Regions from separate parts of the Mus musculus genome. Here region 1 is linked to region 2. The links are chromatin loops, found by intact Hi-C in ENCODE. Cell type or tissue: gastrocnemius. All regions are shown on one strand. Links, peaks and the distances in the headings refer to the core of each region. The heading gives the core; the rest is flanking DNA. Region 1 has its middle 64 kb from the start of 2310008N11Rik. Region 2 holds the start of Zfp703 (zinc finger protein 703).

What was found. A loop is a pair of places that touch in the nucleus more often than their neighbours do. Peaks named below come from ENCODE experiments on the same cell type or tissue, not always from the same donor. Only the 100,000 strongest peaks of a DNase experiment are listed, where the experiment ranks them.
Region 1: a loop joins it to region 2, with 2.3 times the contacts of the local background. A loop is called at or near these places in 9 of 42 quality-filtered maps.

Annotation. Positions count from the first base shown.
Region 1 is chr8:26,880,860-26,896,392 of GRCm38, forward strand. No RefSeq gene overlaps it. Among named protein-coding and RNA genes, the nearest start is that of 2310008N11Rik, 64 kb to the left of the region's middle. In gastrocnemius, for the core only: no CTCF peak of the experiment used is centred there; DNase peaks (open chromatin) are centred at 8,372 and 11,149; H3K27ac peaks cover 862 bases.
Region 2 is chr8:26,966,679-26,982,211 of GRCm38, forward strand. It overlaps Zfp703 (zinc finger protein 703), which reads left to right and starts at 10,658. Exons shown (of 2, transcript NM_001101502.1): 1 at 10,658-10,933; 2 at 11,890-14,784. The coding sequence starts at 10,676. The coding sequence ends at 13,416. Gm39150 (a long non-coding RNA gene) reads right to left here and starts at 9,237. Exons shown (of 4, transcript XR_001778540.2): 1 at 8,995-9,237; 2 at 2,317-2,392. It overlaps Gm45572 (a long non-coding RNA gene), which reads left to right. Exons shown (of 3, transcript XR_003947526.1): 1 at 1-212; 2 at 351-460; 3 at 614-790. In gastrocnemius, for the core only: CTCF peaks have their summits at 9,349 and 10,073; DNase peaks (open chromatin) are centred at 6,289, 9,354, 10,369, 11,440 and 2 more places; H3K4me3 peaks cover 3,692 bases; H3K27ac peaks cover 4,333 bases.

The DNA.
Region 1 (15,533 bases), core at 4,568-12,567, 86 kb before region 2:
ACACTGCTGCCATCTCTCTCTTTTATTTTCTATCCCTGGTTCAGATTTGAAAGCAAAAGTTGGGGCAGATGAATCCCAGAAGGAAACCTACCTGCATACCTGGCCTAAGGCTACCTGTGAGCTGTGCCTCCTAGCTCCTATACCAATGCCTTAGGGGCAGGACCCAGCCAAATTCCTGCTAGCTACTACTATTCCTTGTACAGTGACCTGGCCCCACAACTCCACCAGCAGCAAGGGGGTCTAGCTCTTCCCTACTCTGCCAAAGCCAAGGTTCACTCTGGAATTGCCAAAGTAATGGACATTGGCTCTGACTAATCTATCAAGGCTGGTAGAGGCTAGAGAATGGGAGGAGAGATGGGGGGAAGCAGGAGAAAGGAGGAGGGGGGAGGGGGAAGGGCCAGGAGAAAGCTGCCATAATAGCAGGGTAATTGCCCTGTTTTAGGATTACACTCTGCCAGCATTTCACTAAACTTTATGACACTCAATGACAAGTTAATAAGCTAGATACCTCACTGTGCATTTAACAGATGCCTGGAGCCTCCTGTGTAGGGAGGTAACCCTTTCTTCGCATCCCAGCTCAGGAAAAGAAAAAAAAAAAAACCCACAAGGTGTTGGGGGTAGGGAACTAAGAAAGTGGGGAAACTGGTTATTTCTGTTGTCAAAATGGCCCCAGCAATAAATCACCATTAATGATACTGACATCTATCAAAGAGGAGCCCTGGTTGCCAAGGCCTTTGAAGTAGAAGCACCTATAATTTCCTACCTGTAAAAGGTACCTTTGTGCATGTGTTAGGCTGGAGTTGACGTGGAAGAGAGGTAGAGAAGTTCAGAACTTCCACCCACCCATCCCGGCAGCCACGCAGAGCAGAGCACATAGTCAATGGCCTCTGCCTCCCTTGCCCATGCTTGGCCTGGCTCCTGACTCTTCACAGGGTTCAAGCTGAGGCCCCATGAGGCTCTTCAATCCAGATAGCTGGGGATTAACAGGGAGAGACTGGACACAGGCAGATCCAGGAGCCTCCAGCCCTATCCACAGGGTGGTTTTCCCACGATGGGGAAGTGTTAGGCTCTACCTACTGCATAACCTCCAAGAAGGCAGGCCTGGGTAGCTGAGAGCTACGGAGGTTAGGCCCTCAGAAAGACCATGTGAGTGGGGAAGCCTCCTTCTCAGGGTTCCCAGAAAGGACACCAGGAAGTGTGAGAAAAGCTAGTCCAGGCTCCTTCTCAGCTGCTGGCATGTTCTTCAGCGAGTCTCAGAAGGGAGGAGAGCCTGGATTAGGAGCTGTGGCTGATAAGGACAGGAGTCACAGGCTGGCCAATCAAAGAACAAACACCATCTCACAGAGTCGGGGATGATAAGATCCAAGATGAGCCAGGAGGTGGTGGTGGTACCTGGCTTTAATCTCCGCACGTGGAAGGCAGAGGCAGATGGATCTCTTGGGTTTGAGGGCAGCCTGGTCTATTGAGTACGCTCCAGAACAGCCAGGGCTACACGGAGAAACCTTGTATCCAAAATAAATAAATAAATAAATACAAGAGGTGGGGGCTTCTCATTGGCTTGGAGGTAGTCACCTTCTCCCTGTGTTCATCCCCTCATGGCTTCCTGTATTTCCCACCTTGGTCTCTTACCGAGTCATCAGTCATATGGGGCCAAGTCCACTCCAACAACTTCAATTTACTTTAATAACCATTTTAACCACCGGTATTCAAAAATCAGATTCTAAGGTCCTGGGGTTAGGACTTGAATGTATAAATCACAAAGCCTCAAAGGTGAGCCTTGTCAGGTGACACCAAGACTCTAAATGCCACCAGACTGCTCTCAGCATGTGAAATTCTCATCTTCTGCAAGTGAGACAGGCTTTCTCTCAGGCAATCATCCCTCACACGTGGGGTAGTTTGTCACGTGCTCACATCTTACCCAGAGTGGGAGGATCCCCTGCTCCTGTCTCCCAGTTGGATCCTCCTTAATGCGACTTGGACTGAGAATCGAAATGTGCCTCTAGAGTAAACATTCGCTGGGACAAACTTTGCCCCACTGTGTATCTAGGAAATTAATAGGAACAAGGAGACCCATCATCTGCTTGGGGCCAACAGCTAGCAAAGGCCCCAGCCCAGCATCCAACAGGCTTTGGATTAGACTTCAGGGATTCTCAAACTGGGGGCTGGAGACCCTCTCACGTGACCCTTTCACAGAGGTCACCAAAGACATCAGAAAGCACCGATATTTACAACTCATAACAGTAGCAGAATTACAGTTATGAAGTAACCGCAAAAATAATTTTATGGTTGGGGGTCACTACAACATAAGGAACTGTATTAAAGGCTGGGAACCACTGCCTTTGGGTGTAGGAAGTTCTGAATGTGTTTACCTGACCCCTAATCATTTGTCTATGTAGGAAAAGATACACAGGACCAACACACACACACACACACATTCATGCACACATGTTGTACCCCTCTCCTGCCTTCCTCTGTGTCTCCCAAAGAAGGGCCCTGGGCTCCAGAAATGATCTAGGGATGAAGTGGCCGCAGTGGCTCCTAGGAAGACAGCTTGTTGGCAGAAATGGAAGCGGGCGGAATAGAGGACATGTTTTCCTTTGAGGGCCAAAAAGCTGTCAAGCCTCTTCAGCTGCCCTGGGACCTGACTGCCACCAAGAGGGATCAGCAGCCCAGTCTGTCCTGATCTCAGCTTCTAGCTTCTACCTAGAGAGCTGCTGCTCAGCCTTGAGCTCCAAGAGGTTTGAGGAGTGACCGTGGCCTTTGTCCTCCAGGGATAAAGGAGTCCAGGATGGGAGTCAGGTTATCTTCGTCCCTAAAGCCCTTGATGGCTGTGTGGGACCAAGAACCCTGGGGCCTAGAGATCCTCTGCTGGGGAAAATTCAAGGTCATTTGTGGAAGAGAGGAGAAAAGGGGATGGGCCGAGTCTGTGGAGCGCTGCCCTCGGAGTCACCTGTTTTTCTAAACATTATCCCCCTGTTTCTCTGCACCAGGATTTAGAGAGAAGAAAGGAGACCGAGACACTTGGAGCTGAGTCAGAAAGGAAGTGTGTGTGCCCAGCAGCCCTGGGGACTGTTATCCCTCCTTGCTGTTGATACTGTTGCTCTGAGTGACAGGGCTGGTTGGCTGCCTGGCTATGTTTTGTCCCTGCCCCCTCCCCCTTTCAGAACGGACAGAAGGCCAAGAGTCTCTACCTGTGTCACCAGTCTCACAGTTCTTCCCCTTGTCTTCAACTTGGCCCCCTCTGGGACAGCAGGAAATCCACCGCTCTTGCTGACTGAAGAGAAACCCCCAAGGGCATGTGCTGTGGTGCAGTCTGTAACCTGTGGTCTAAGAGCTCAAGGCCAGCCTGGGCTACATAGTTAGAGCCCCCCCCCCAAAAAAGGAAAGGAACCCTGGAAACAAAGCTACATCCAAGGCCAAAGAGGTTGCCTGAGATATCAACTCCCAGCCAATGCCAAAATCTGTTCTTTTCAGGACGGCAGCTTCTGCCATGTGCAGCCAGAGCCGTAGAAGAGCATTCTCTGAACAAATCCAGCAGGCAAGATCTCCGCCCTCCGGGATCCGGAGTGCGGAGAGACATCAGGAACTCTTGCAAAGAGCCCTAATAAACGTATAGCTACTCATCGTGCCTAACCAGCCAGGCGGTGGCCGACGAGAGGAAGAGAAATACATATTTGCTGAGCACCAAATTGGGTCTAATGACCCTGGCCTGTCTCACAGGGTCATCTTGAGAAATTGCTGATGTCTGAGGAAGAGCGTAAGCAGCTGTTCTCCATTTGTGCTCAACAAGAGAAAGGGGCCTTGAATTACAGCAGGAGGGAAGCAGGTTAAAACCCTCAGAAGAGCTTCCTGGCTCAGAGGCTTGTCGAGAGCACGGTAGTGCATTATCACGGGATCTCGGTAGACAGCCTCTTTCCAATGAGACTCTGAAGGGGAATAAGGGTGATGATCTGCCAGCAGGCTGCATCCGGAAATTTATTAGGTCATTGATCCTTTTTTCCTGGAGCTTTGGACTGTGTGCCCGTGAGCCCGGGCATTGCTGGGCACTAGATGACTTTGACAGCTCCTACCATCAAAAGAGCCAAGTATGGCGGCGCACAGATTTAACCCCAGCACTTGGGAGGCAGAAGCAGGTGGATCTCTGTGAGTTCAAGGACAGCTTGGTCTATGTAGTGAGTTCCAGTTTAGCCATGGCTACATTCTAAGACCTTGTTTCAAAAGAAGATGCTGGAAAAGAGAATCCCCCAAGGGTATCAGGGCCAACCTTCAAAACTTTGCTAGCAGTATTCAACCATAATAGGGAGAAGAGCCAGTAAGGAGATCAAAACAGATATTTAGAAGGCAACAGCCAGGAGTATTGCCCTTCAAGTCAGGTGAGCTGCCCCACAGTGCCAGCATGGGCAAACAGGTCTCTGGTCCTAACATGTAGAGTGAAAGGGAGACAACATAATCGGAGCATGTTATTGCCATGGAAGAATCCACCCATTTTACAGATGGGAAGGCTGAGGCCTGACCATATAGGCATGGGGCTTTACATAGTTACAGCTGCGTTATCTGGAAGAGGAAAATCCTGGTTAGGAGCCTGATGTCACTCATCAGCTCAGCAACCTCAGGAGAATCATTTAACAAGCTGCAGCCTTCCTAAACTTCCGCAGCATTGAGGAAGTTAAACCTCACACATGGGGTGCTGCCATCCACTCAGGGCCATAGAACAGTGACTGCTGTCCCACAGTCCTCGTTCTCTATCCTCTAGCCCTTCCTGTCAGCCTGTCTGCTGCAGGAAGTCGGTCCTGTGGATTCTCGGGCCACCAGAAACAGCAAAGCTGCCTACCAACACTGCTGTTTTTGCAGATTAGGAAATGGAGAGGGTGCAATCAGGCAAGCATGCTTGAGAAGGGGGACAGATGATGAGGCTGAGGCCAACTCTCTGTTGACCTTCCAAAGCAGCGGGTGTCTTCTGGGATCCCTGGCTAGCAGGACAATGGACTGTGCATGCACCTGAAAGCACAGTGGGACAAAGCAGGTCGTTGGCCCTAGGTCCTCAGCAGCCTCCATTTCCACAGGCCCGGGGCACTTGGCAGGTACCACTGAGCTATACCCCTAACCTTTGATTAACACACACACTGGAGGATTGCCACCATCCAGGGATGGAGGGCATCTGTTGGACAGTTTGCCTTCTCAGCCCCACCCTGAGATGGTCCTCTGTCTGCTCAGCCTCCTAGAACAAGACACACAGACACTGTCCTGAGCAGCCCTCCTTCCTGAAGTTCTGGGTGAGCCTTCCCAACTCAGTCAAGACATTCACAGTTACACATTTTACAGAGACAGAAATTGAGAGTCAGTGACGTCAGCCAACCTACCCTAGATACACAAGGAGATGAAGTGGCAAATCTAGAGAGTAAACCCCAGACCCTGAAGTTCTAAAGCCTCTGTTTTCCTGGGACAGCACCCCCAGTTTCCCATCATGCTTTTCTCTCCCAGTGCTTTTGAAGGTGCTTTCCAGTTTTGTTTGGTTTTGTTCTCTTGCTTCTTTACAGTTCCATAACCCCTTTGACGACTTTGCTTTGCTTCATTTTTTGGTTGTTACTGGGTTCTTTTGCAGTATTGAGATGGCCCCAGGACCTTGTGCGTGCTAGGCAAGCCTTCTTTCTGCCCCTGAGCTCTATGTCAACCTGGATTTCTGAGCTTCCGGGTCTGGCCTAATGAGTCCTCTGACCATCCCCTTACTCACCAACAGGATACTGCTCTGTCTACTGCATCACCCTCCGGGTCTGAGATACGCTTGCAAAATTGTTCTCTCTCAAGGGCCTGCCCATCCTAGGAAACCTGCCCTGTTTAATGTTGAGACACCGTCCCCACCCCCACCCAAGTGAGGGCCCAGGCTATAATGCCAGGCCTCCTGGAAATACCTCCAGGTTTTCAGAGCAATGGTAACACAGAGCGATTGACCTTCACTTTCCTTTTTCTAAGCTGAGGATATAAATGGGCACATCCCTAGGCTCTGTCTGCAATCCGATGAGTTAACACGGCAGAGTCTACTCATGGTTACTACACTGCACGTTGCTGAACAAAAGCAGATGCCTACGGGCCTTCAAATTTTTAAGTCACGGGACAGAAACCCAGTCACAGCTCAGCAAATTCTAAGACAGAAAAAGTAACTTCCTCCCAAAGTCAGAGTTATACCACGGAGTGTGAGCGTACAGCCCTTGAATACCTCTAAGGACGGGGACCTCACTGCCTATCAGGGAGATTATCCCACTATTAAGTACATTTTATTTTGTTGTATCCTTCAATCTGATACAGCTTCCACCTCCAGCCCCAAGTCCTGCTCCCTCCCCCTGACAGCTGAGGTCCACATTCTTCACACTCTACCCTGGGCAGCCCCGGCTGTGTAGGGTGATTCAGAGTGGTTTCCAGGGTAATGGAAACAAACCTGGCACATTCCTCTCGGTGCCTGCACCTTCCCTCTCCAAGCCTCAGGGCCAGCATACCAGTAAGCAGCCTTGCTGACAACTCCCAGGCCACACCGTTCAGCCTGGGGTGGGGCCTGGTGACAAAGCAGAGCAGACAGTAAGCTTCATGGATGTCCTCAGAGCACGTCCTAAATCAGGGGAGGGAGCTGCCTAGAGTCTGCCGTAATGCCACAGGACAGTCAGGGGGGCTGGGTGCAGGCTTATGGGTGTGCATCTGTAGGAGACATGAAGATGTCTTCAGGCCATTTTTAAGGGCTTCCAGTTCGGGGTTAAGTATTGCTATCTTGCTCCGTTCCTTCATGCAAGGAAAAGTTGATGGGAGAAATAAGACTTGCAAAGCTTGATGTGAATGGGGCTGGCAGACTTTTATGGTAGGGAGGGAACATACCAGGGAGACTGAAGTTTCTGGCAAATGAAAGACAGGGCATGACGGGTCAAGTCTGCCAGTCAAACTCCTCCGCCTCTCAGCCTGACTGCAGAGATTAAGGGCGAGATGACTAGAACTTGATACAGGGCCTGCCACACACCAAGCACTGCCCCTAAAACAACCTAGTTGAATTTGTTCAATCCCACCCACATTCTGAGAGAGGTGGCTGTGATCCTCATTCACAAATAAAAAGATTGGGTTGGAGAGAGGGGCTGCTGTCTGCCTAAAATCACATAGCTAGAAAGTGAAGTATCAAATCATTCCTACTGTAGGACCAGACCACACTCCCTCCTGGTGCTATACATGGCCTGAGGGCCCTAGCGTCAGGCTAGAAGTTAGTCCAAATATGCATACACATGCACGTGAGCACACATGTCTGTAGGTTCACAGAGTCTAGCCTGAAACCAGGGCCTTGGAGCAGGCTGCAGGAAAGCAAGCTGCATTGAGGTTAGGAACCTCAATGGGTTTCAACCAGTCCTTATACTCTGCCTTTCAGTTCCTCTCTGACCTTCAGTTCCTTCCTCTGTCAAGTGAAGGTACCAACACCCACCTTTCCTGTGTCTGGGCAATGAGTCACTATTTGTAAATAAGTCACAAATGTGGAGGAGCTGCAAAGAGTCTAGACAGGCCATGAGAGGCCAAGGCGTGGATGAGGAAAACCTTGGCTCAGTGTACCAACACACCTCTGTCATTACAGCCTTCGGGATGCTGAGGCTGGAGGATCTTGAACTCACAGCCCAGTCTGGGAAACAGAGTGACGTTTATCCCAAAAGAAGTGTTTTTAAATGGGGGGTGGGGGGTGGGGGGCGGGGGGGTGGCAGTGTTTCCAGGTGAAACTTTCCCAGCCTTTCCAAGGCAAAACAGGCTGGAAAACAGAAAGAAAACCAGACTGCGGTCTTCAGGGCTTCTCTGGGGCAGTTCCGGGTTTTCCCAGTTGTTTAGAGGTGTTAGGCTAAAGGTTCTAGGCTGCTCATTATTCCCTGAATCACTGTGCCGAAGGGCAGGGTGGACAGGGTCCAGCCTCCTTCCCGCTGGTGGCCTCAGAGGAGTCTCAGGAGTAGAAGTGAGCCCAAGTCACTGCAGCGCGTTCTGCAAAGGAGATGCAGGCCTTCCATGAACGACGCGGCGAGATTTGGAGGGAGGTGGTACTCTGTGTCTGCAAGAGGGCAAGAGAACAGACCTACAAAGAAGTGGCAGACTTTATCTTCCACGCCTAAGGCCCAAGCCCCATCACACATCAACATGTCTGTACCCAACGTGTGAAACACACCTCCTAAACAGAACTGTTTTCATTCCGCAATTAGGCTGGAAAGAGAGAGAAATAGAGAGACAGACAGACTCCACTGGTATCTGGCAAATGCCAGGGGTTCCTCTCTTGCTAGACGCTCAGGGGGCCTGCTGGTTTATCAGCAAGGATCTGGGATGTTGCCTTCCATCCCACTGTGGAAAGAGACAGAAAACCTACATGCAGCCAGCTCAGCTGCTGTCACCAGACACCTGCCATGAACAGGTCCCCGGGGAGACAGGAGGATGGATTGCTGCAGCCCCTACTCAGGGGATTGGCTGTCAAGTCTAGGTGGGGGTAGAAAGTAAACAAATCACCCTGGTAAATGGAGTTGTGGTCAGCCCTAGCATCCAGCGAAGTGCTGCAGAAAGCTGGGAGAGAAGATTGTGCCTCAAAGACAAGAAACGTGTCTGGGTTTCTGAAATATTCATCGAAAGCCTTAAAAAAAAAAAAAAAAGGTCATGGCCTTTGACCTTGAAACCCAACTTCTAAGGATCAGTTCTGAGGACATCTTCAGAAGCGTGCAAGAAGATTCATGTGCAAAGTCATATTTGTGCTGTCTACATTGCGGAAGAGCCCAGGAAACAAGGCAGGTCATGAGTGCAGCCTATGAGAGCCAGGCACAACAGGGAAGGTTTTCAGAGTGAAGAGAAGGTGCGAAGATGTTTGTGGCAAACCTGAAAGAAGCCAGACCCTCCACTCAGAGGAAAAGCATCAGCAAGGAACGTGACAGCCAAACCTTGTGGCTTTCAGGCTCGGGCTGGCCTCTGAGGTCCACGCTAAGGCCTCGGGAAGTGGAACAATAGAACATGACTGTGTTTTCCAGAAAAGCACACAGAGGGTGTGTGTTCTGTCCACAGTGTGTACACGTGTTAGCATGTACTTGCAGTGTGTGCGTGTGTTCACATGCATTTGCTCATTTAATCTTTCCCATCTTGCGATTAAGGAAAGCTGAGACCCAGGCTGAAGTGCAGCTACTAGAAAGCAAAGTCATTCTACTCGGGGACATTAACCTAGTGCCACAGCTGAAGAGGACTGAGTGAGGCTGTTAGCAGCCATGACCAAGGTCAGGTAGGGAAACAGAGGGCAGTGCTACCCACGGAAAAGAAAGGCCATATCAGTAGGAGTCGGTGCTAGATGAGAGTGAGGAGGTGTGGGGAGGAAAATGGGGAAGGAGGGGTCAGGAATAACTCCTGGACCTCTGGATTGCACTTCTCAGATTTGGGGAAAAGCATCAAACACATAGATGTGCAAGCTATATGTGCACCCACGACATCAATGCCATACAAAGGCTTAGAGTGTCTATTAAACAGAGGATGGACAAAGATGCAGGAAATCAGTGACAATGGCTGTTTGGAATGGGATGATGGTGGCTTCTTTTCTTTTCTTTTCTTTTTCTTTTTCTTTTTTTTTTTTTTTTTTTTTTTTTTTTTTTTTTTTTGAAACAGGGATACACTATTTCCCCGATCCGAGTAAAGCTGTTTCTGCTTCGGAATGACGGGTGCATCTGTGTGTGCAGTGTGTACTTGACTGCCCTCCGGCTGCTGTGTGTTCACAAACCGCCTCCATCCCTTCCAGGTCTTCAGGCCTAGCAACACTTTCTTGTCCCCGAGGTGGGTAGGTGGGCAGTGATAAAGAAACTTCATCCCCCTGAGAACAGCGTAATGTTCTCAGCCCAGAGGCTTCTATAGAGACACCAAGAGTAGGCACACCCTGCACTCCACTGAGAAGTCTGCATCCCAACTGGGTTGGACCAAGGTCATGATTTGGAGACAGCCACGGGGATCTTGGAAATAAAGTCGGATCCCTGTGAGGCTCAACAAGGGGTTCAGAGGAACCCCTGGAAAAGACGTTCCACCACCTGGCAAGGGTCAGAACGATACGGGATATCTCCATGACATTTGAAGAACTCCTTCTGGGTTCTAGAAAGAACGGTAGCCACCACAGAGTCATCAGACTCTAACTCACAGTCATGCCAGGCGATAATCATGACAACCAACTCCCAGGGTCATGAGGTCAAACAGCCCTGAGTGGGGACCACGGGGCCTGGCACACCACTAAAGCGTTATCTGTGACATTCGTAGTCATGGTTAAATATGTGAATGGGACAATAACCTCTTAAATAACTGCTTGTCCATGTGCCCTTACAAACACAGCACGCTGATAACTACAGCTGAGGACCATCAGTCACCTACCAAACGATTTCACTGGAACCTTGTGTTCATTAATTACTTCATAACAAAAACAAGCTAATTTTTACTGTCCAGTTCTTACAGGTGATAAAAGTGAGTCCTGAGTGTCCGATTGTCTCCTGGAGACATACATATATTAATAAGCAGTGTTTGAGGCCCAGTTCTGAGCCAGATGCTCCTCCACTGGCCATGCATGTCCCCAGGACACCCAACATTCATCTACTGAGCCATAAGCTCGGATTTGTGCACTTCCCATAAGGCCATTGGTGAGGGAGTCGCTAAGTAAAGAATCAGGTAGGCCAATAAAATAGGGCTCTTCCCTCCAAGCATGGTGGACCATACCTGTCATCCCAGCACTCAGAAAGCTGGGGCAGGAGAGCCTTGAGTTCCAGACCAGCCTGTGCTACACCTAGCAAGACCTTCTCTCAACGCAAACCGAAAGCTAGCATACATACATGCTTGCTTTAGTCTATATTATCCCCTGCTTTTGGCTGGGGCTGAGATCAGAACCACTTGTCTGCTAGCCTGCCAGAGCTACACCATGCCCTGAAGACCAGCCGCCTTAGCAGATCCTAGGTCCAAGAGCCCCCAGGCCATTGTCATGTCAACCTGGCAGAAAGAGGGGAAATATATGCACAGGGACAAGGAGGGGAGATGAACACTAAACCCCAGCTCTGAGATCTTCCAAACCTCATCTGATCTCAGCCAACTAGCCTGTCCTCCGCTGAGGCCACAGGCTGCTGCCAGCCCCGGCCTGGCTCTCTGCCAGCCTTCAAGTGTCGCCTTTAGCTTGGAGAACTCAGCAGCTCTGAGGTACTGACCTTCCTGCCAGAGCCATGGCTGACACCTGTCACAGGCTTGAGTACTAACGACAGGCCCGAATGAGTGGCATGGAGTTTAGCAGCTGCACGAGTGGCGTGCCCTTCGAAGGTCAGTGGTGCACATTTTCGCAGCCTCGGGGGAGCACAGGGGCGGGGCCCATCACCCTTCAAGTCAAGCAGGTGGCTCCATTACTTGCACTGAAGGCTCCCCCAGTCAGACATGTAATTGACATCCCTCTGGGATTTTTTTTTTTCTTTTGTTCTATGGAACAGAAGGAAGAGAAGAGAAAGGAAACTGTATTTGCCTCTGGTAGACCTGCTGACCTGCCCAGGACAGTTTCGTGGGCCCTCCTGACAGTTCAGGAGGGGGCTGTAGATCCCAGGGGGTTCTTCCTCCCACCAACCGTGAACCCTGCCCCACTCGCTCCTGGAGGCTAAGTCCACATTCTGTGCTGAGCTCCAGAGAGCAGCTTGTCCTGCTGGACACAGAGGCGGCCTCTGCCTTCCCTCCTGCCCAGCTCCCTAGATCTTTTAATCCTTTGCTACAGTGCCTCCTGACCGCCCTCAGAAAGCCACCTGTCTCTACCCAGGGGCTCTGAGATGTCATGCCAGAGCACAGGGAAAATTTAACCTACAGGTTTTCCAAAAGGAGAGATCATCGCCAGGATCAAAGTCCGAGGCTGGTTGGGAATGGACTAGATTGCAAGAAATGGCTATCTATCTATACAGTGCTCTCTGCGACATACACCCTTAGGGAAACACTCCTAGACCCCTGGAGGATGCCTGGAACTTTGTTTCCTACATGTGTACCTATGAAGGTCTATAGATTAGGCACAATAAAAGAGGGAAAAAAATACAGTACTATTAATTAAATAGAACAATGACAACATTCTATAATAAAAGTTATGAGAATATGGGAATTCTCCCTTTCTTGGTCTCCCTCTCTCACCGTCCCCTCTCCCCCTTCCCATGCTTTCTCCTATGATGGTGTGAGGTGTCACGATGCTGAAGCTGACCATAGATAGCCAAAGCCTGAAGTCAAGGACGGTAAAATCAGGGATAAGGGGACCACTGTAGAGGCCACATGCATGAAGGGTCCTTATAGAGAGCAAAGCATGATCGCTTCCCTTCTGGTTTGCTAGGGGTTAGGAAGAGTCCAGATTGTTGCACATTCTGAGCTGGAGACTGGGAGAGAAAAGCTGTGTCCGTGAAGAGCCTCAGAGACCCTGTTGCAAAGGATGTGGTGAGAGAGGTAGAAGCTGCTTGGGCCAAGGGGATGGCTCAGCTGGTAAAATATTAGCTTACAATCAGGAAGACCCAGGTTCAATGCCCCAAACCCATGGGAGAGTACCATGCTGCGGCACAGATCTGTAATCAATGCACTCCTGTAACAAGATGGAATCCAGAGACAGGGAAATTGCCCATGTGCTCACCGGCCAGCTAGTTCAAGGTATAAAGAAACTGCAAGGGAAGAAAACAGCAAGTCTTAAAGGCTGTCCTCTGACTTGCACTCATGAAACCTTCAAAAGGTCTCTGGGGGTACTGGTTACTTCATGTTGTTGTTCCTCCTATGGGGCTACAAACCCCTTCAGCTCTTTGGGTCCTTTCTCTAGCTCCTTCACTGGGGACCCTGTGCTCAGTCCAATGGATGGCTGTGAACATCCACTTCTGTATTTGTCAGGCACTGGCAGAGTCAGCAGACAGCTATATCAGGCTCCTGTCAGGAAGCACTTGTTAGCATCCACAATAGTGTCCAGGACAAAGAGTACACATGGTGGGACTCATGGCTCCAGGTGCATATGTAGCAGAGGATGTTCTAGTCGGTCATCAATGGGAGGAGAGGCCCTTCCTTGGTCCTGTGAAGGTTCTAGGCCCCAGTGTAGGGGAGTGCCAGGGCCAGGAAGTGAGAGTGGGTGGGTTGGGGAGCAGGGGAAGGAGGGATAGGATAGGACATTTGAAATGTAAATAAAGAAAATATCTAATATAAATAAATTAATTAATAAGTAAATATAAATGGAAAACAATTAAAAAAAGAAACCTTCACAAGGATAAACACTAAATAATTAATCAAATATATATATATATATATATATATGGTTTTTTTTTAAGATATGCAGGTGCCCCAAGCTCTGGGGAGGATAAGTACTCACTGGAAAGGAGGCACCCAGATATTAAAAGTTTCAAAGATTCGTATGTGAGGCAGTGGGTTCAGTGGAAGGCCCTGTGAGAGAGAAAAGCCCAAGAAACCTAAGACCACCTCTTGAAGACTACCTCTCCGTGGCCCAGGAAGTGATCCAAAAGTCAGAAGGAGTCAACAGAAATATCAGTTCTGCTTCAGGAAAACAGGATGGGTATCTGGGGGAGGGGGGAGGAATATCCTGACGCTGATTTTTTTTAGGGGGTTGTGCGTGTGATACAAAGTGGGTGGTGTTATTATTATAAAACGATGTCAGGAATAGACCACAGGCCTCCAAGCAGATGCCAAGGACAGATGGAAGGCTGACAGTGTTTCCACCTCACTTGATCCCGTGTCCCAGGATCCCCCCTGAGCAACCCCAAGGGGCCCAGGCAGCTAGCACTTCATCGGCAAAGTAGAGGGAAACTGTGACTGAGAATCTGCAGAGTTTAAAGACAACTTCCTTCCCACCAGGCCTCTCAGGTGTCCCCCTTACCTCTCGGGGGCACTGTTCCAGGTGGGGACAGCTGAGACTGCAGCCGAGTTGATCAGTTCACCTAGACACCAAGTGTCAAGGGCAACGAGCATCCCTGGCTGCACGGGCACTGAGGACATTCGAAAGAGTTCAGAGATGTTAAGGGCATCTCCTGAATCACACAGCTAGATAAGTGTTAGGAACATCTCTCAAGCCAGGCTTTTAGGTTTTGTTTTGTTTTTGTCCCAAGACTGTAAGAACTGTGTTTATCTTCTCTGGTCGGATGTGGATAGACTTAGAAACCAAGAGCTTGAAGATGCTCCAGCAAATGACCCAGCTTGGGAGTGGAAAGAAAGTCTAGCTATTTCACAACCCCTCTGCCCCTCAAGGGCTGTCAAGGAAGGCAGACCCTCAGTCTAACTGTGAAGCTCTGGGAAGGCTTATCCCAGTGTGAGGAGCTCTACAAGAGGAGAAGGGAAGTCCGATTGATAACACTTCCCCGGCCATGAAGAGCGGGTACCCAGGGAAGAACGGTGCATTCCCATCTCATATATTTCATGAGAAACAATAACAATTGGACATGTCGTTCCCTAAAACCAGAAACTCAAAGCAATTTGAGATGAACTTTCAGAGTGATGAAACAAACAGCCACGTTCATGTTACACACCAAATAAATCACAACAAAGTGAGAGTCGTAATTCCCAAAAGTACACAGAGAATTGATTTTACTATGACACTTATCATGATGAACGGGTACAACCCTGCAGGGGCCACCTTAAGTGGCTGTTAGTTAACCCCTGTTCTCCCAGACTAGCCCCTTCCTCTGCTGGGTCTCCAGTGGCAAGAAGGCTAAAGACGCAATCCCCTTGACTCTGGCTTGAGAATGGGCCCGCTCTACAGCCCGCCTGATGCAGGAACCCCAGCAGCTCCCAAGCCTGCTGAGCCAGAACAGGCTCCTATCTGAAACAGTGACTAAAAGGATGTCAGTTCACTGGCTGGAAAAAAGGGAAGAAAGACCCAGTATCTTTCATCAGTAATGGGTTTCTTCTTATGGCTGTCTACATGCTAGGGAACATTGCTTATCCCCAGGTGCCTTCTTGAAAGCCAAAGAAGCCTAATTACCCAGAGGCTGGATCAAGGTCTATCTCAGTGTCTAAGTTAGGGTTTCTGTTGCCGTGAAGAGACACCATGGCCACAGCAGCTTTTATAAGGAAAGCGTTTAATTGGGGCTGGTTTACAGTTTTGGAGGTTTAGTCTATTATCATCGTGGCGGGAAGCACGCTGGCAGGCAGGCGGACATGGTGCTAGAGAAGGAACTACGAGTTCCACATCTGGATCTGCAGGCAGCAGGAAGAGAGGGAACCACGGGAAATGACTGAAACACACTTCCCTCCAACAAGGCCACACCTCCTAATAGAGCCATTCTCTATGGACCTATGCGTGCCAATGTTATTCAAACCACCACACTTAATGATGTCGAAGTGGGTTCTCTTTCCAGCATGTTCTATTTCCGATGAGGCTGATAGGACCTTTGTACCTACCTTGCATTGGAATTCTTTGTCTCATTCATTCATTCATTCATTCATCCACTTCTTCCAGCCTTCAGCAATTGTTTAAGGGGTATCCATTAGGTATCAGAAACCGAGATGAGATATACTAGAGAACAAAATGTTATTGACAGACT
Region 2 (15,533 bases), core at 4,870-12,869:
TCCACGGACCATGAATAGCTTCGGTTCCTCGCAAACTCTGGGTCCTACCACCCGCTCTGAGGACTTCTTATTTTTTTATTTCATCATCATAATGGAGACACTTTTTTCTCCCCCTGAGTTCTTCTGTTTTAACTTCCTGCTTGGGGGGTGGGGGGGGGGGAACGTTCTCAATTTTTGCCATTTCTCACTCCTACAGAAACAATGCTAAGCCGGTAAGAGCTTTTCGGTAATCCCACTACCACCAGGAAAGAAAGGCTATAGGGAGAAGGAACGCCACTCCCATTGGTTGGTCACGGGAAAACTATTTCTCTTTAAGCGAGGTCTGAAAAAACTCTATCTCTCTTCCCTAGCACACAGGGTCCTCATTGAGCCATCTGTCTACTGTGGCCTTGCCATCCTGAGAGTGTCTGTCTTGTGTTCTTGGCCTAGTCTGGAAAGCATCACGCGTCCCAATATGCAGGTTAGCTGAGTCCTGAGTTCACAGGGAGATATGAGGCTGGGCTTCACCTCGCCCCCGCCCCACCCCGCCCACCTCCACCCCTCCCCAACCCCACCCCCGCTGCACCACTGTCTCATACTGTATGTACTCTGTCCTTTGAAATGTCCCAACAAGAGGGGGTTCGAGCAAGCCAGCAGCTAATTGCCCAGGTCTCTGAGAACTGACATTATGCAGGGCCCTCACCCTCCAGCTTCCTTCCCGGATGATTTTCTTTATCTGCTCAAGGAAGAAAGGATGGATTCCAACTTCAATAATGAAAACCCTGCTCTTCTTTGCCAGCATCCCATCCCCCTCCCCTATCCAAAAAAAAAAAAAAAAAAAAAAATCTCACTTTCATGTCGTTTCCCATCTTGCAACTCTGTCAGTTGTTTTAAAACAACTGTTTTAAAACATGTCTCCTGTCATAAATAAAATCGTCATTCTGCATTTTGACGGCAGTGGTGTGGTGAGAATTTCACAGCAGAGATAGAGGACAGACCTGTGAGAGCCTGTTCAACTCTAGTGTTGCCTGGGGAGAAAGAGCCCCATTCCACTCAGCTTTTAACTGCTGTGGCTTTTCTACTCCGGCTGTTGGGGTGGTTTAGATAGGGTTTGCTGTCTTTAGATATGGTTTATTGTTTATTGCTGGGAATTGGGTGCTCCGTGTGATAACGTGAAAAATCGATGGACCCTTTAAGAGCTGGGTGCTAAGAGGTCATTGGGACTGTCTGATTAGACTGGATCTGTGTAGTTTTGGGGGGGTTCCAGGTCTTTCTTGACTTCCGGTATAACCATGTTCTCTCTCCTTCCTTCTCACACATATTACTGCCATGATGTCACACAGCAAGGGGGGGAAGACGCACCAGAGAGAGGCCATTTAGTCTCTGGGCCTCTACACTAAGGGCTCAATGAACCTCCTTTCAGTATAAGCTGCCTAGCCTCAAATATTTTGTTATAGTTACAGAACATGGACTAACAGCTGTTTGGAGATTCATTTAGTTTCCAATCATTCGCACATTGGTCTATTTAAGGAAATTGACGAGGAAAACAGAGACGACTTAACATACAGCAGCTATGTTAACTATCAAGCTCAGATCTTGACAGGCACCCACAGGTACCTAAACAAGTTCTCTACATGTCAGGCTGACAGTCCCCGAGAGGAACTGTCAGTAGGAACTGGAGTTCTTTAGGTACCCTAGAGTTAAGTCTATCCAGAGACTCTAACCTTTCCAGACCCTTTTCTTCATCTTGAAGAAATGGCCACTCACAAAGTATGAGCTTTGGCCCAGTGACTAAGGGAGACCCGGAAGGTTAGTAATGAGACAAAGTTGACTTCAAGTCAACTTTCTCCTTCAGCTTCCCATGAATCCATTCACATACATGCAAACGCACGCTGAATGGAAATACTACATTTACATAGCCATCAGCAGGGAACTAGTTAAATAAACCCAGGCACATCACGGAACAATACCATGAAAGACACTGGGGAAATTAAATAAGACACAACCACTCACTGCAAGATCTCTAAAGTATATCACTTTGTTTTTTTTTTTTTTTAAAGTTCAGAGTAGCTTGTGTTTTGTGTCCATCTGTGTATAAGGTGGGGGTGGGGGCTGCGAATAGATACATATTTGCTAATGTGTAAGCAACCTCCAGGAAGGCGCACAACAAGCTCACAGCTGTGAAGTTCTGAGTAGGGAACAAAGGTCTGTTCTCACTCTCCTGCTTACAACTTCAGAATGCCCGTGCCATGGGAATGCACCTCCTCCTGAACAAAGAAAAATCTTTTTTCAACAGAAAGCAAGTTTAAGTCCCTTTTAACGCACACACACACATACCTGTTCTGAATGGCCTCTCTCCTTTGACATAAGCTTGGTGGAGACCCAGCTCCTCCAGTCATTCACCGGGCAGAAGCTGGAAGTGGAGGTGGGGTATCAAAATAAATACCCCTTGAATTTTTCTAACATCTTGCGAATTCATCTTTACTGGACACTAGTTGCAATAACCAAAACATTATCTAAGAAACTCTATTTCTGTTCATGTTTTTCTTTTTCTTTTCACTGTTTTGAGTTATGGTCTTGCTCCATAGCCCAGGCCAGCCTCAAACTCATGACTGTCTAACCTCAGCCTCCTGAATGCCAGGATTTCAGGTATCCACCATGCTGTGGACAGGCATTTGATTTTTTTTTTAAAGAATGTTTACATAATTGGGTTTGGGACTCCACATCTTAGATGGCTTAGGAAGGAGCACAGTGAACAAATCTGGAGGGAAAACCACACAGATACCATTACCTTCATGGCCAATTCTCACAAGAAAGGTCAAAACCAGAAGACATCATCTCTCACATGCCCACAGATGGCCACCCACCCAGATCTCCCCAGGGCATGGATTCCCGTTGGCTCCAGTTGTTAACTCAGAAGGCAGAATGAGGAGACTCCCTGGGGTAGCCATGGTCCCTGTTTCCCACTGAAGAGTCCTTTCATGGTCCTTAATGATTCTCCTTATGTATAAGTGACCACTGTCCAAACGCACCTAGAATGATATCTGCACCCCAGACATTGTTCAATCAATGTTAGCAGAAAGCTGACTTCATCTTTGAGTTACCAGGCATGCGCCTATCGACCTGGTACTTAGAATTCGGGGGGAAGGCAGTCAAGGAATTGCAGACCAACATGGACTACATAAGAAAATTCCAGGACAGCCTGGACTTGATAGCAAGTGTTCTTGCGAGTGGTAGTGCTCCATCATTGTAACCAAAACAAAACAAACAAAAACAACAAAAGCCAAACCAAAACAAAACAAAAAAACAGGGTGAAAGATTTATTTTGAAGCCTTCTGGTTTCAAAGGGTTCAGTGCATGGTGTCTCTCTCAGCTCCCTCACTCTGGGCTTGAAGTAAGACCACACATTATGGCAGAAAACTTGTGGCACAGCAAAGCCACTGCCCTCATGGTAGCCAGAGAGTGGAGTTAGCAAGTCATAGAGCAGGGACCCAGTACCCTCTTTCAGGGTGACAGTCTAGAAACCTGCTCTCTCCAGCTAAGCTCCACCTCCCAATCTCCTCCAGCATCTGGAAAAGCCAGGGAATAATTAATTTATCACCTGATAAAGCCATTGATTAGGGCTGGGGACGTGTCTTAGGGCTTAAGAACACTTGCTGCCCTTGCAGAGGATCCCAGTTCAATTCCCTGCACCCACCCATACTGGGGGACTCACATCTACCTGTAACCTCAGTTCAGGGGATCTGACATCCTCTTCTGCCCTCTGTGGGCACCTGAACACACACACACACACACACACACACACACACACACAAATAAATAAATAATTTAAATATTTTTATTAAAGTCCTAGTCTTCCTAATCTAGTCTTTTCCCAGAGGCTCACCACTGATAGACACTACTTTGGGGACCAACCCTTCAGCACACGAGTCTTTAGGAACATTTCATATTCCGACTACAGCAGACATTAAGCAGGAGTTAAGATCAGGCTGCCTCGGTTTTCTGTTGCTGTTTAATCTGTATAAGAGGCCAGGATGCTCAAGGGCAAGGCCCACAATCCCTTTCCTGAGACACTGAAATGGGCATCCGAGAGATGGGAGTCTGGGTCCCATCCCACACAGCTGTCTGTCTTTATCCTCTGGGGACTGCCTCTGGCCCATACCTATAAAGTGGTCAATAATTAGTCACTGAGAGGATGAGTCATTGAATTAATCAGTCCAATCCAATTAAACGGGCAAATGAATGTTCCCTCCGCTCCTTTCCGGGCCTCAGTTTCCTCAATACCATATTCCTCATTTCTCACGATGAAGGGAAATCCCGATGGGCGTGTGCAACTCTCCAGAAAATTATGAAAGTCATTTGTTTTCAGTGTGCCCTGCTGGCTTTTTTTATTCCCCACCTTGAGCAAATTCCTCCCTCTTGGGCTCTGCCCTTGCAAACAGCCTGGGAACCACCTACCTGCCCTATAATATCAGCTCTACCACCTCCTGGCTGGGTAACCTGGCAAACTGCTCAACCTCTCTGGGTCTCGGTGTATCACCTATAAGATAGGCACAACACTAGTACCCACCTGATTGATTTGTTGCAAGAAATAAATGAATTAGCACCCACTGGCTGCTCAGAGCAGCATCTGGCATCCCAGTAAGTGCACAGTGCCCTATATGCAGCCCTCTCTGTGGGCTGTCTCAGTGCAGACTGCTAGAGGGTGAGATATAGCCCCAGCAATATTTACAGCTTAAGAGAGAAGTTTTGGGGCTGAGCAATTGAGCAAGTATCTAGCCTGTGGGAGACCCTTAGTCCCCAACATCAGGGAGTTTTTCTCAGAAACAGATAAACCTAAATGGATGAAAGTAATCAAAGATGAATGACCAGGCTGATGTATGGGGGCAGAACAAGCAAGGGAGGCCGACTTCAAAAGCACACCTACCCTACCACATCCCCCTGACCCGGGTCTGTATGGCTCCCTGCGGCTGATGGGAGATAAGAGGAAAACACCTCTTCAAAGAGCCCTGCTCAAAGGTCTGAATCAAAAGGACAGGCTTGAAGATAAGCGGTGGTCTACATTTCCTTCTGTCCCTCTTCCCTCCACATCTCTAAAGGAGATTCCTGGGGGAGGAAAAGGAGTAAACTCCTCCTCCTTTTATCAGGAGCTACCACACCCCCACCCCATCCACGGAGCAGATCCGCAACAGGAAGGAGTTAAGAAGAACTAACTCACTTCGCGCCCTGCCCCACTCCCACCAACGTTTTTGCTGGGTGACATGACTTTCAAACTCTCCCTCCAGCTCTTAGAGCCTATGCCTTCATCTGACACAAGAGATAATAAAACCTGCCCAGAATAACTCTGAACTTTGTTGTAAGCAGAGTAACACAAAAACTCACTTGGGTAGCAGAGATAAGACTCAGTAGGTAAAGGCCCTCGCAGTCCTGCCTAACCACCTGAGTTTGAGATTCAGGGCCCACATGATAGAAGGAGAAAGCCAACTCCTATATAAGGTGTTCTCTGACCTCCACCCACACACTCCTCAAGTGCATGTGTGCATGTGCATGTGCACGTGCGTGCACAAACACACAGGCTAAGGCTGGAGGATTGTTGAGTTCAAGGCCAGTCTGGATTATATAGCAAGATCCTGCCTCCCATAATTGCATGGTGGAGGGAGGGGATGGATCCTTTCACGTGACTATATGTGTATGTGTATGTGTATATGTACATGTCACTTTGTAAACTCCAGTGTCTACCTTAAATTTTTCATGACTATGTTGAAATGAGATATAAATAAGTAGCCCTGCATATGTAAAAACAGACTTACGGCTGGGGTTACAGCTCAGAGTCCTTGCCATGCATGAGTGATGCCCTAGGTTTGATTCCTAACACCAGAAGGAAAAGCTCAAAGAAAGAGGTAAAAGAGAAGGAAGAGGAGGTGGATCAGCCAAAAAAGAAGCCCGTCTAGAGAGGAGAGAAATGACAGGGCACTTACTGCACTGGGTCTTAGGTAACTGCTTACGCTTTCTGGGCTCCTCTGTCTTCCTCTGTGATTAGGGCAAGGGTTCTGCGACAGTGGATACAAAATGTTTAGAACTGTATCAGCTACTGCCCTGATAGCCAAGCACCACTGGAAAGTTAACACAGAGGGAAGAAAAACAGTGTATCCGAAGTCCCTTGGGAGGTAAGACAAAATGCCCTGAGACACCTGCGGTGACTGACCCCTGAGTCCCTTTCATCACAAGAGAAGTCTTCCTGTGAGCCTGGCTGGCCTGACTCTTGCCAGTTCCCTGCCACCAGTCCTCAGTGACCCTGTCATGCCCCAGGCAGTGTCTGAAGCCTGGGGTGGGGCAGCTGAGGAAACCTCCAGAGCCCAGTGCACTGTGCTAACTCAGGGCTTGTGGCCAAGGCAGTAATTGTCAGCTGCTGAAAGATATTAAACGCAGGGAAGGGAAACCAAGTTCTCTACAAGACAGACTTTACGAAGTTCTTACAGCTTGTTAAAAAAAAAAAAATGTAAATAGTTACCCGGTGAGATATTATTTCATGATGTTGCCACTAGGGTTTGAGTATTATGCATGCGGTGATCATTCAGGCAATTCCGCCCTAGCAAGGAGTGAAAAGTGCCCATTACCCTTCACAACAAATCTACCACCTCTTGCTCTCCACCTGACTCAGGCCTTTTTTTCCTGGGTGGCAAATTTTATGTAAATTGAAGTCTGTGAAAAAAAAACTATAAATATCCACAATTTTCTAAAGGCTTTTTTTTTTTTTTACAATAGCTTTTGAGGGACTTTTTTTTAAAGATACATTGGACTGGAGCCCGGAGGAAGGTCTGTTACCAGTTCCGTGGAATTCCCAGTCTAGGCTGAGATCTTTGGGATCCAGACATTGATGGGTGACGCAGTTACCACCTAAACTCTATTTAGCGACGACGTTCCCTAGAGGCAGAAAGAACACCAAATCCCAGGCCTCCTTTACCTGGGATCCTTTGTCTCAACACTCCACATGTGCTGTCTGCCTCTGGCCTCCCGGGACTGGGATGGCCACTCTCAGATTTTATGCATGGGGAAACTGAAGCATATTGGGGGAGGGGGAGACAATGTACCCAGGGTCACCTCAGCAGCAGCGTGCCTTAAAGGCCTGGTTGCCAGTGACCTGACTCCAGGAACTTCAGGTAAATAACAGACCCATTCCTCACTCATAGCTCTAGCTGGGCTGTTTACAGCATCCAATATTATTTAAAGCACTGCATAAAATCAAGCTCGCTTGTAGTTCCTACTAGGGAGATCTTGAGTCCTAAACCAGGCTGAGCTACATAGCAAGACCCTGCGTGCTAGACAGAAAAAGGACTAACAGGCAGCCCATTCTTCACTCCAGTGTCCTAGAAACAGCTTCAAGTAGCTCTAGCCCTGTCCTAGGTAAACCACTGCTTGTCATTTCCAGGGTAACCAGCGAAGGGCTGACAAATGAGGTCCTCTGCATCTGCCACACTTCTGTGAGGGAAGGACATGCGCTGTATGCCCCTGCACTGCAACCGGTTTTTTTTTTTTTTTAACAGGGTCTTTTTTTTTTCAACCACATTCCTAAGGCAATGCTCTGCCCACAGCTGGCCCTCAGTAAACACGGGTCCGGGTTGATTAATGAGTCATGTTCTCACCCAGGTGGCAAGCCATTCCTTTGAAAACTGAACTTCCTTTTAGGCGGCTGAGGCCCAGTGTCGTGCTCTGTATGGGGTAACAATTTTGCTAAGTAAATGTCAAATCGCAATCTCAATACTCTTCTGCAAGTGTTTTAATTAGGCCTTGGGCCTAGCTCACGGTGTTTTGGTTTTTTTTTTTTTTTAATTTTTCTCTCACAAGGAAACTGGATCAATCCAATCAAGGAAGCTCTCTTGTCCTTACCAGCACCCCCAAGGAGTTGTCCCTACCCTCTGTGTGTGCTGTGGAGTGTGTGTGTCCTACATACTGTACAGGAGCAGGAAACAGGCCTGGCGTCTGGCACCTGGCACCATTAGCCCTGTCCATGCTAACTGCTCTGAGCTTAGAGAACTAAGTTTCTTAAAAGGACAATGTATCATTCCGTGGGGAAATCGCCTGCACCCTAGCCTGCCCAGCCGGGACATCCTGTCTGCTCCCCTTCTTCCTTTTGTTCATTTGACATCTTTCTACTCTCCAAATAAAAATACTCCACCGTCCTTTCTGCAGCCTCCTGCCCTCTCTTTCCCACCCACATTCCTAAGTGTCTACTCTCTTTCCCTCTAACTTATTTCCCATTAATCATTTCTAACACACATCTGCTCTGCTCCTAGAATGGTTTCTAGGCTGGCTCTCTCTCTCTCTCTCTCTCTCTCTCTCTCTCTCTCTCTCTCTCTCTCCCTCCCTCTCCTCCCACCCCGCCCCCAGCTGGACTGGTTACAATAACCCAGGAGACTTTTGTCTCTGTCTCCAAACTCTACCTTCTTCCCAGTTTTTCCTCCAACATATCCACAAAGGCCATCGCTTCTACAACCCATCCTTCTTCCACTCTTTTCTCTCCCAAAGGCCAAAGGCCTGGGTTAAGTTGAAGTAACCCTTCAATCGCGGTGGACTGTGTTTGTTGGGAGATAGGGTCTCACTCTGTAGCACAAGCTAGACTGGAACTCACTAGGTATGCCAAGCTGGTCTCAAATTCATGGTGTGACTCTCCTGCCTCAGCTTCCTGGGTGCTGCATTTACAAGAACGAGGCTGCAGACCCAGCTTGGAGTAGAATTTTACAGATAAGTGTTCGCAATGACCATGAGGTCAGAAGGCATAGGCTGGCATGAGCTGAGCTTATGGGAGTTGCGGGAAGAGAGTAAAACTTTGTACTATAAAATAAATGAGAAAATCCTCCTCCCTTCCATTCATTCTCTTGCCCCTCCTGCTGCAATATGGACCATATCATCAGAGTCAGGGCATCTCTGGCTATTCACTAAATTTATAAGATCTAAAGAGAGGGAAGGGACAGTCGGGTAATTTCTGAGAAACCTATGCACATTTATTTATCAAACCTTGTGGCTCCAGGGAGAGTTTGAGTTCTGTGTATGACGGATGTGGCCTTGGAAGCTGCCTGCCGCCTTCTCTCCTGCACATCATGAAGTTCATGATTGTTCTATGATTCGCTCCTTCCGCTCACTTTGACGACCCCTTTGGAATCTCTTGCTCTCACGTTGTGTTGAGTCAATGATATCAGAGTCAGGGAAAAAAAAAAAAAAACAACCGTGAGTCAGCATCAGGCAGTCAGAACCAGATAGTCCTGGGTAACACTCCTACAAAGTCAGAACTTGATGGTCAGAGTGACTGACAAATCACGACTGGAAAAGGGTATTCAAAAGGAACAGCGACACCAGCGCGCCTCCACTGGCCACTGAGGGCACGCAAAAGTGGTCACTCCAGAGCTGGGGCACAAAGGACCAAGCTCAGTCGATTGAGCCAAGGATCTAGAACTTTATGGTCAGGACCATGACTATGTAAAAATCTCTGCCAAGTGTAAATACGTACTTTTTCCGGAAGGCTTGGGGGAATCCGAGAGGGTACTGTTATTATTAATAAAAAGGTCTTATTTCGAAATTTCGCCGGAGGGGAAACCAATGGGGCAGTCTCTAGAGTTTGTGTCGTCCTGCAATGCTGAGACCCCCCCCCTCCTCTAGGACATCGGCCTCTACTTTGATGCTACCTCCAACCACGTCGCCGCCAAACGGCAGCTCAGCTCGTCACAGCACAGTGAGGTAGCTTTATGACTTTAAACGGGACAAGAACCCTGAAACACACCAAACACGATCTATAATTCAGAGCGCCCCTGGGGGCGTTCCAGGAGCTTTGAGGTGACGCTTCCTGGCCAGGGAGCCAAACCTTCAACCACGCTTCACCTAGACCGTCTCACCGGGAAGGGAGTCCTTCCACTTCCAGTCTGACTGGACAGGCTCAAAGTAGTTGGAAGGGCTCAGGCAGCGCCCAGGGAATAGTGGATGCCCCCAAGGCTTCGGCGCTTCCAAGTGAACACATCCGGGAGAGGCCAATTAGGGGAAAGAGAACCGGCCGAAGCAGCTCGGAGAAGCTGCCGAGCTCCCGAGGCGTAGCCCGCCCCCCGGCGGTCCCGGGGAGAGGCTTGGATCCTAGGACCGGAGCAGGCGCCCTGCGTTCCCACCCCGGTCTCCACCCTAGACACTAGTGGGAAGCAGCAGGCAACAGGAGAGGGCACAGAGCCCGTGTCCAGAAGTCCCGTCCCTTGGGTGACCCGTGGGCTAGGGCAGCCGGGCACAACCCGCAAAGGGGAGCAGATCCAGCGCTGGGCGAAGGCCGGGAGGCGGCGACCGGCTAGGGCGCTTTAAGACTCTCCCCGCCCACCGGCGGCGCCCGCCTCCGCCCTCCGCTCTCCCCGCCCCGGGGTCCGGGAGAGAGCTGCGATTGGGCGGGCGCGGCGATCCCTTTGAAGTGTGGCTGCAGATCGCGGCTATTTGACGTGCAGCTCGCGGAAGGCGAAGGTTTTTGTGTTGCTCGCCTGGGCTAGCTGCGGCGGCGGCGGCGGCGGCGGCGGCGGCGGCGGCGGCGGTGGAGGAGGGGAGGCGGCACGGAGGCGCAGCGGCTGCTGCACGGCGTTCGACGCAGCGGAGCGAGCCCACCCGCCCCGGGAGCTCGCCTCCCGGAGCTTCCCCTCCCTCCCCGCCCCCCCAGTGGCACTGCCTCCTCCAAATGAGCGATTCGCCCGCTGGATCTAACCCAAGGACACCCGAAAGCAGCGGCAGCGGCGGCGGCAGCAGCAGCGGCGGCGGCGGCGGGAAGAGGCCGGCGGTGCCGGCAGTGGTGTCCCTCCTGCCCCCGGCGGACCCCCTGCGCCAGGCGAACCGGCTCCCTATCAGGGTCCTGAAGATGCTGAGCGCTCACACCGGTCACCTCCTGCACCCGGAGTACCTGCAACCGCTGTCCTCCACACCCGTCAGCCCAATTGAGGTCAGTCTCCGGGCGCTGCCCACCCAGAACTGAACCCCACTCCTCCACCCATGCTGGGCCCATGGCTCTGCTCCCTCCACCACCCCCCACCCCACCCCACCTCCCGTAGCGACGCGAGGCCCGAAGCTGGCCACGCAGGCGGACCTCCTGAGGAGGGACGGAAGGCAGGAACCAGACACCCCCCTCCCCGCCCGCCCAGGTTCTCCCTAGACTCATGGGTGGAAGGGTTTTGCCCAGTCGCCCTTTGGAGCTGCGTGTTTTCTAACCGACTGGATTTGCTCTTATGGTGCCCAGAGTCCTTTACTTTTCCTCTGGCCCCTTAGAGTCCTGTCCAAAGACGGCTTCTGGGCCTCCCTCGCCTCCACCCGGTGTCCCTCTGCATCTTCCCCCGTCTGTTTAGGGGCACAGTGCAGACAACCAGGCACTCGGGATCCTGGGTCTTTCTTCATCTTACTTCTCTGGGTGTCCTCCCCGGGAGGGAGGGAGAAAGGGAGGGAAGGAGAGAGGGAGGGGCTACTCACAGGGCCAACTGCGGCTCTGCCTTTAGAAGGCGCCTCTCCCTGCTCTTACACCGAGCGCCATCACCAGAAACCCGTCCCAAACGAAGTTCTCCCAAACTAAAGGCTTAAGTTTTTCCCTGGCCCAAAAAGATGGGAAAATTATCTGGAAAGGGGCGAATCACCATCCGGATTACAGAGAAGTCACCTTTAACCGGGAGGGCTGTGGTTGAGCCATTTCTCCTGCGCGCCAGCGCCCATGTCACACTCGGGGACTAACCCACAAGGCAAGTGTCATTCCGCCCAGCTACTCGGCCAGAGCCAGGCCCTCCTTCCGTGACCCTCCTCGCTCAGCTCCCTTCGCTCGCCCACAGTGCTCGGCTCAGCTTCTCCGCGCGCGCTTAGTGAGTCTCCCAGTCTCACCCCCTTCTCCCTCCCCTTTGCCACTGTCTCCCGCAGCTGGACGCCAAGAAGAGTCCTTTGGCTCTGCTAGCCCAGACCTGCTCGCAGATCGGCAAGCCCGACCCGCCGCCCTCATCCAAGCTCAACTCCGTAGCGGCGGCGGCGGCCAACGGGCTGGGATCCGAGAAAGACCCGAGCCGCTCCGCCCCCGGCGCCGCCTCCGCGGCCGCGGCGCTCAAGCAGCTGGGGGACTCCCCCGCGGAGGACAAGTCGAGCTTCAAGCCCTACTCTAAGGGCTCCGGAGGCGGCGACTCCCGCAAAGACAGCGGCTCCTCGTCGGTGTCCTCCACCACCTCTTCGTCCTCCTCGTCCCCCGGAGACAAGGCGGGCTTCAGGGTCCCCAGCGCCGCCTGCCCTCCCTTTCCCCCGCACGGGGCATCGGTCTCCACCTCATCAAACTCGTCTTCTCCCGGCGGCTCCCGCGGAGGTTCACCACACCACTCAGACTGCAAGAACGGCGGCGGCGGGGCCGGCGAACTGGACAAGAAAGAGCAGGAAGCCAAACCCAGTCCCGAGCCAGCCGCTGGGAGCCGAGGTAGCGGCGGGGACTCGGCTCACGGTGGCCCGGAAGCCACCGCATCGGGGCGCAAGTCAGAGCCGCCCTCCGCCCTGGTGGGGGCGGGCCACGTGGCTCCAGTGTCACCCTACAAACCAGGCCACTCGGTGTTCCCACTACCGCCCTCCAGCATCGGTTACCACGGCTCCATCGTGGGCGCCTACGCCGGCTACCCGTCTCAGTTCGTTCCTGGCCTGGATCCTAGCAAGTCTGGTTTGGTGGGAGGTCAGCTGTCCGGGGGCCTGGGCCTGCCACCAGGCAAGCCCCCCAGCTCCAGCCCGCTCACGGGGGCCTCCCCACCCTCCTTCCTGCAGGGATTATGCCGTGACCCCTACTGTCTAGGAGGCTACCACAGCGCCTCGCACCTCGGCGGCTCAAGCTGTTCCACTTGCAGCGCGCACGATCCGACCGGGCCCAGCCTTAAGGCCAGTGGCTACCCTCTGGTGTACCCGGGGCACCCCTTGCAACCTGCGGCGCTCTCCTCCAGCGCCGCCCAGGCCGCTCTCCCGGGCCATCCTCTCTACACCTATGGCTTCATGCTGCAGAACGAACCGCTGCCACACAGCTGCAATTGGGTGGCGGCCAGCGGGCCCTGCGACAAGCGCTTTGCCACCTCTGAGGAGCTGCTCAGCCATCTACGGACTCACACAGCCCTGCCGGGCGCAGAGAAACTTCTGGCCGCCTACCCCGGGGCGTCGAGCTTGGGCAGTGCCGCTGCAGCCGCTGCAGCCGCAGCCTCTTGTCACCTGCATCTCCCCCCGCCCGCTGCCCCAGGCAGCCCCGGGTCGCTGTCCTTGCGGAGTCCACACACTTTGGGGCTAAGCCGATACCACCCCTATGGCAAGAGCCACTTATCTACAGCTGGGGGCCTGGCAGTGCCGTCCCTTCCCACAGCCGGACCCTACTACTCGCCATACGCACTGTATGGACAGAGACTAGCCTCCGCCTCTGCGCTTGGATACCAGTAACCACAGCTCTGGCCCCTCCCAGCCCTTCCCCACCCACCCCTTCCTCTCACGTCCCACTGCCTTCGACGCTGCAAGCTCCACTACCGCTTACCCCTACCAGGATCCAGCCCAGCCCCTCCCCCACCGGACTGTGTATTTATTTACTATAATGTTAGCTTACAAGCTGGGAACATAAGTGCATTAATGACCACATGAGTCAGTGGTATGCAAAAAGTCTGTCTCCCCCAAATAATAATATTAACCACCCAGGTAACTCCATGATTCCCCCCACCCCTCTCCCTTCTTTTGCTTATTTTCTTCTTCTTGGGTATATGTTTTAAGGCTTTGGGTTGTTTGATTTTGACTGGTTTGGTGTTAAGGAATGAAGGAAGAGTTGGGGTCCTACACTTTCAGTTTCCCCCATCTTGGGAAGTCTCTTGCATGAGTCTTAACTGTTAAAACTGCATATCTTCCCTTTTCCTTCCCACCCCATCTTGTTTCATTCCATGTGAAGTTTTAATTCTTTTTTTTCCCTTTGTACAAAAAAAAAATGTAACAATTTGGGGGGGTTCAAGGGGGAACAACTTGGTGGCTGGAGGTCTTGAGCTCTGATGAACCAGAATTCTGTTGGGCTGTGTGGTACTACACAACAAACCCCCCTCCCCCCACTTCCCACATGAGCACTTGGTTCTAGGCCCTGAGCCCCCAAATCAAATCACAGCCTTGACCCTCCAGGGTGCTCAGTTCGGGAAGTCCCTGTGCCACCAGCAGTGACCCAATGGCCTCCAACTGAGCCTGCCAAGACTTCTACCTTCCTGGCCCCTCAGGGACCCACACCTTGCGGTGCAGTCAAATTGCCGGCTGACAGGGACCTGACACATCCAATTAAATGTCTTAGAAGGCCCCGCTGGCACGAAATTGCTCTTTATATTTTGTGAAGTACTTTATCGTTACTATTTTATTTTTTCTCTCCCTAGTTGGGACTGTGACCCGCCCCCTCCCCTGGCGATAGGGGTGGGGTCGGGGATCCTTGATGGATCCCTCCAAAGCTTACCAGTCCTCAAGTCAGCAGACCAGACAACTTTAGGAGCTCTGTTGGGGGCAGGCTGGGGACTCAGGGAGCCCTAGGATCAGAGCACTCCCTTCGCCATGTCCCAGACCTGAGCCAGCAATCGCCAAAGCTGGCATTAGGTTTCCGTGGGTTCCTGCGGTGGCTAGGATTAAAGACTTAATACAAGTCTTCTCCCCAACACCTTCCCTCCCTCCCGGTCTTACGCAGCAGCGCTGGGGCTTCGGGCCGGCCTCGGCTGCGGGGCCTCTTGTGGGGTGAACAGAGCTCTCCCTTGCTAAGACTATTTTGTTAATAAATGGAATACTTGGCTATATTCACACCGTGGTGTGTTTCTCTCTTGCTTCACCCATGGTCCCACTTCCAGACACCTAAGTGGATACCCTTGTTTTGTTGAGGGCTTTTTTTTTCCTTAAAAGCTTAAGGATTTTCTTCTGAGACTGCGGTTAACCTTTCTTCTAGGAGGGGACTTAGACCAGTGTATTACAAATTACATAAAACCATCTTTACACCCCACCCCATCCCCCCAGTTTAATTGTTTGGCTCCCAGGGATACTTCAAAGGCCTTGGCATTTCCTGGGGGCAAAGTGGAGCGAGGGCGCATGTGAAAGTGGATCTTTCTCTGGGCGGGAATTCAAGGGCTACAGGATAAGAGAGGGAACCAGGAAGGAGGGCTAAAGCTAACTTCCCCTGAAGCCTTCCTTCTCCTAAGCCCGGCTGGAGGGTGAGCAGAGACGTGCCTCTGGCGCCATCTAGTGGCAATATGGAGGGCAACAGGCTCAAGGGCCTCAACTTGTTCTAGTCTGACCTTTTGCAGTCCTCAAGATTGAGGATTTGTTCTTGATGCTCCTGAGTAGAGGTTTCATGAGGCTTGGAGGCTCTTCTTCCAACTCTGTGTTATCAACCTAGGTCCTCTGCGACTCGGAACCGGTTTGTTTTTGCTGAGAATTCTCAGCAATGATACATGACCCTGAAGCTGTTCTGACATCGGGAACACCAGATTCTAAGACCTGGTTTCCTACCCGATTTCTTGTCCTCTCACAGTGGAAAACAGATGCTGTTTAGTAGG